Linked DNA regions of Homo sapiens: region 2 is linked to region 1. A link is a loop called in an ENCODE intact Hi-C map of the cell type or tissue named here. Cell type or tissue: GM12878. All regions are shown on one strand. Each heading gives the region's core, and the rest is flanking DNA. Links, peaks and the distances in the headings are about the cores only. Region 1 overlaps ANO3 (anoctamin 3). Region 2 has its middle 21 kb from the start of SLC5A12.

Region 1 (2,937 bases), core at 246-2,745:
TACCGTATAGATGGGGAAATTGCAACCTATACTGGCTAATCAAACTGCTGAATGGAGCAGTGCTAGTTTGTGGGAAGAAGCAGAACTTGAAGGAACTGTCAGCTCTGTGACTGGAGATTTTCAAAAGGAATTTACAACTAGGGGTTTTAAGGACGCAAAAAATCCTGTCTCCCATGTATTTTCTTTTAAAATTTAAGTCCACTCTTTGCAACATAGTTTCTCAGCCTCTGCACTATTGACGTTTTAGATCAGGTAATTCTGTCTTTTCATGGAGGGCAGAGGGCTGTCTTGTACATTGCAGGATGTTTAGCAGCACCCTTGGTCACCACCCGGTAGATACCAATAGTAACCTCACTATTCCCCAAGTTGTGGCAACCATAATTATCTCTGGGCATTGCCAGATGTCCTCTGGGGGACAAAATGACCCAGTTTAGAACCACTGCTTTAGGTGATACAGGTTTTCTCAGCTCTTTCCTTACTTAAATAAGGTATTGGGGGAAAAATGTAAGAGGGCATTGGATTTGAGGAACGGAGAGGAGTTGGAGGCACATGAAACAGAGCTGTAGCTGGAGATCAGCCTTAGGTGTGGAAGAAGCGACAGGAGAAGCTGCTTCTCCTGCTTCCTTCAGGAGTAGCTTTGGGTGTGCAGCTGATCCGGATGCAGGGCATGTGCCACAACAGGATGAGCCCTGGAATAGGAGGAAATGCACTGTTAACTCTGCTGAGGAACTGACGTTTTCTCAGATCAATGAAATACCTTTCTGGATATAAATGTCTCAGTTGTTTCAGATAGGTGATAAAGGGATGGATATTTCCTTTATGTATTGCATATCGTGGGGTCTTGTCAAAGGATTTTAACTTGAAGCCGGACATTTTAGGTTCGAGTTGTAACTTTGCCTTTTTTTAAAATTTTATAATAAATTGTCTACTTTATTTTAGAGATAATTGAAAATACAGAAGAATAAAAGGCCATAAAAACCCTAGCAAAAACAAAACGAGACTATAATTCCATTCCAGAAATACATATTACTAATATTTTGAACCCATCTTTTCAGATGTATTCTATTCATGTACACATTTTAAAGGTATATAACAGTAGAATCTGACTTTTTTGATAATCTGTTCTTAATTATTTCTGCCCTTAACAATATAGAATGAGTAAATATTAAACTTCTGTAGTTTTAAACTTAGACATGCTTATCCTGTATTCTGCTTTTTAGTAAAAGGCATGTCATTAATCTGGACCTAGTTGGTTCATAATAAGAAATGTTCGGCCGGGCGCGGTGGCTCACGCCTGTAATCCCAGCACTTTGGGAGGCCTAGGTGGGCAGATCGCAAGGTCAGGAATTCCAGACCAGGCTGGCCAACATGGTGAAACCCCCTCACTACTAAAAATACAAAAATTAGCTGGGCGTGGTGGCGGGCGCCTGTAATCCCAGCTACTCGGGTGGCTGAGGTAGGAGAATCGTTTGAACCCGAGAGGCGGAGGTTGCAGTGAGCCAAGACCGCGCCATTGCACTCCAGCCTGGACGACAGGGCAAAATTTCGTCTCAAAAAAAAAATATATATTCATAGCCCTTATGATTAAGAAGTGGTGTCTGAAATAAGATCTTATGAACTCTAAAGCACAATTTAAGTGTAAGAGGGATTTCGTATTAGTAGTTTTAAAAACCCTGTTTTTTCTTAGTTCAAAATAATCTAGAAGCAGATGTTAAGGATTTAAAATATACAGGCTTGTTAGGGAGCCCTCTTCCATAGCATTATTTGCCAGTGTCTTCACTGCCACCTAGTGGCAGGTGAAAATGAGATTGACTGGGTATCTAGCACTCTGCGTTTATGTAGATAGCGCCTGCCTTTCGTGTAGATAGCGCCCGACATCTCCATATTCATCGGTTAGGAATATAGACTAATTTCAAGCAAAGATGTGGAGGGCTTATGTTACAGTGACACCACACATTCAGAGGAGCACCCTGTTTATTTTCCATGTATGCTTAGCAGCTAAATTGGCATAGATTCATTCAGATTGGAAATTTTCGGAGCAAGGTGGCGGAAGAAGATGACAGTGGGAGGGGAGGATATTGGCAAAAGAGTAGGTGAAATGATAAATTATTTGTTCTAGTATGGACAACGAATGGAGTGAAGCCAGCATAGCTCTGTAATTAAGAATTCAAGGTTTAGAATCAGATAGATGCGTGTTTGAATCTAGGTTCCGAGGGCAGTCCTTCTTAACATGTGGTCTGCAGATCTCCTTCAGGGGTCCATGAAGTCGATGCGATTTTTATACTGAAATTAAGATATCATTTGCCCTTTTCATATATTGACATTTTCCCTAGTGATCCAAAAATATTGGTGAATAAAGTTTCTGGTAGTTTTGCATAACTAAAGGCAGTGGCACCAAACAGTATTGCTAGTGATTGTATTCCTCACCATAATTTGGCCAACATAAAAAATTTCAGTAAGAAGTTCAGTGTGTCCTCAGTGAAGCAGCAATAATTATTGATTTAATAAAATCTCCACTATTGAATAGATGCCTTTTAAATATTCTATGTGACAAAATAGGAAGTGTGCATAAACCACTTTCTGCTGAATGCCAAAGCGTAATGGTCGTCTCAAAGAAAAAAAATACTCATGTGATCGTTGGAGTTACAAACTGAGCAAACTTTTTTCCAACATGAAATAATGATTGCCAGACAAACTATGATTATTCAGACTTGGATACTTAGCAGTCTTTTACAGAATGCTCACTACTAGCTTGTCATTTTAAAGAAAATAATTGCTATATTTATTGCCATTGAAAAAGTTCAAGCACTGAAGTGAAAGTTAAGAATTTTGGATAACTTTTGTTTACCACTTTGAGCCTAAAAGCTTCCCAATTTTTTTTCTGATAAAAATAAATGGTGATATTAACAATTGTGAGTTTTTTCATGATCTATAGTA
Region 2 (2,937 bases), core at 294-2,793, 94 kb after region 1:
GAGTCAATATTTGCTATAATAGCTACATTTCAAAGTCACCCAGTAAAAGAAAAAAAACCCATGGTTGGGGTTTGGGAGAACTGGTTCAAGTCTCACTAATGAGCTAGTGTCTTGGCTTCATCTTCTACAAAATGAAAGTGAATAAATAATAATGTCTGTACACTTTCTGCCTCATGAAGTTGGTGTGATACTTAAATGATAGAATTAATTTAAAAATGAGAAATAATTTAGAAGGATTTTAGTTTATTAAATGAGACTTGAATAGGACTTCCATCATCAAAGATATTATACACACACGCGTATACATATGTGCATATTACAGCATATTACATGTATATGTAACTTCTGTGTTCAGATTTATTGATGGTGAAAGTTTTTTGGAAGCTGTAGCTCTATATTAGGAAATAGCAAACTGTGACCCTCATAGGATTTTCCTGTTCATGTAAATAAGGTTTTATTAGAACACAGCCATGCCTAATCAGTTACTATTGTTTCTAGTTGCTTTCCTGCTACAATGGCAACAGAGACTCTTTGGCCCACAAAACCTAAAATATTCACTGTCTATTTCTTTACAGAAAAGGTTGTCATCTCCTGCTCTAGGTGCTAGATAGGCAAGATGTATGCTATATAAGAAATATATACGTATATATATATAAACATATACATATATAAATATATTTATATAGATATATATGAACTTTAGTATAATCTTAAAATCTGCAATGTGAAGTGGAATACTCATGCAATTTTCCTGATCGTTTAGGCCAAAAACAAGTTCTTTTCATCATGTCATTATTTTGGATGAGGGAGTTATAAGAACTTAGTGAACCAGACAATTGCCTTCATCTCTACTTTATTTCTGCTGCTCATGAATTGTTGGATTAGGGACTTTTCAAAAAATATTTACAAGTCTCTCTCTCTAGATCTCTCTCAGAAACTGCAGAAAGCACAAGAAACCATTCTTCCCTTTTCTGCTTCCATGTAACTTCAAATATTTACTGTGAAGTTTTGGGAATGTGTATATGTATGTCTATATCCACCATCACACATTTATTTAGAAGATGACGACCTCTTTTTGCAGTGAAAGTGACTATTATGAACAGGCTTGTGTTTTTGCTGGAGCTTAAGAATGAATGAGGATATTAGTCATCAAAGAAGTATAGAAAATCCATCCCCTTATCACACTTTACAAGAAGGAGTTCATTATTAGTTGCTTCTTTATCCAACAGATTATAACCTGAGGAAAGACCTTTAATGTTCATTAACACAGAAAAGGGAATTTGCATTTCACAAATAATTCAAAGTTATACAACTCATAGATTTTAGATTACATTAAAAATTGATCAGAAACAAAAGATAAGACTAATATGTTCATGTTTACACTTGGGAATTAAAATGTTAGCATTAGACGAACATAACAAGTTTCTGATACTTAAACTCACCAGAATTCAGGCTTTAGCTAAGAGCAATGGTTATATACAAGAAAAAGTATTATATAAGGAACCTGCAGCACAGTGATCTAATGGGCCAGATTTTGGCTCATCAACCTCTATGATACGGACCATTCATAGAAATAGTTAATTACAATTTAAAGATTTGCTGTGAAGTTCAAATGAGATTGGGTCCATCAGCAGGTTTTAAATATTGGATTCAGTCAGTATAACAGAAAAGTAACAGAACCACAACTTGTTATGTGCTAATGTGTATGGAGTAGCCAGAACACATGAGTTCAAACTCAGATTTCACCACTTTGGGCAAGTTACTTAGCCTCTTGGGGACTTTCCTCATGTGTAAAACAGAAACAGTAGTAACCACAGCCAATATTTATGAGGTTTAGATAATATATGCAAACTGCTTAGCCCAATGTCTGATACATGATAAGTACTTAACAAATGTTAGTTATAATAATAATTATTATTATACAAGCCCTGTATATTACACTTAGGTACCTATTTTGCTTAATTAGTTGTTTATGTTGTGACTCTCCTATACCAACATCAACTGATGTTGTTCCTAAGAGTTTGGTTAGGTCCTGGAAAATTGATATCTTGTAGGAAATTAAATATATCATTGTGGCCAAGAAAGTTATAAATTGGTTTTCAAAAATTTTTTTTTAATTTCATACTCCATGGTAAAAATTTTTTATCATACTTCTAATAAATATATATTGTATATATTATATATACTATAATATGTAATATATTAGACTTATAAATTATTTACATATACTATATATGACTTATAAATTATTTACATATACTAATATGCAAATTGTAAAGCATATTCAAATATAAACATTTAGATTATATAATATATATTATGATATTAGATATATGATATATAGACATTAAATATATGTACTATATATTTTGTATTATATTTAAATATTATAAAATTAGGATACTTATATATAGATGGAGAGATGGATACCCTAATATTTTTTCCTATATCCCAATAGGTTCATCAGTGAAAATAGCATTTCTTTACAGACCATTGTACCAGGCGTTCAGAAGTAGGTTGGGAAAGAAAGCCATGGGTACAACTGATTGTGTTTGGGGGTTTCAAAATGTGTTGATTAACTAGCATGTACTTCATAAAAACAAATAATAGTAGTCATAATTAATAAATATTCAATGTAAAGTATATTCCAGGCACAGTGCTATGCAAATTGCATATTCTTTCATGCAATACATACAACCACCCTTTGGGGTAGATAAAATTGTATAATTCATTTTACAGATACAGAACATGAGAGTAAGAAGGTTAAGTAACTTGCCCTAAATTACTATGTAAGAAATAAATAGGATGACACTTTGCAACCATATCTTCCTCCCATGACCAGTGCCCTTTTCCTTGGTAAGGTCATAATAATGATTATTACTATCTCCATTAATACTAAATGCTGTATCTATTGAGCAACTCTTATTTGCCCTCACT

What was found. A loop is a pair of places that touch in the nucleus more often than their neighbours do. Peaks named below come from ENCODE experiments on the same cell type or tissue, not always from the same donor. Only the 100,000 strongest peaks of a DNase experiment are listed, where the experiment ranks them.
Region 2: it touches region 1 in a loop (2.6-fold over the local background); 2 of 110 quality-filtered maps call a loop at or near these places.

The regions. Positions count from the first base shown.
Region 1 is chr11:26,648,185-26,651,121 of GRCh38, forward strand. The region is part of intron 24 of ANO3 (anoctamin 3); the gene reads left to right. Among named protein-coding and RNA genes, the nearest start is that of SLC5A12, 72 kb to the right of the region's middle. In GM12878, for the core only: a CTCF peak has its summit at 1,793 (motif pointing left); a DNase peak (open chromatin) is centred at 1,827.
Region 2 is chr11:26,742,043-26,744,979 of GRCh38, forward strand. No RefSeq gene overlaps it. Among named protein-coding and RNA genes, the nearest start is that of SLC5A12, 21 kb to the left of the region's middle. In GM12878, for the core only: no CTCF peak of the experiment used is centred there; a DNase peak (open chromatin) is centred at 1,719.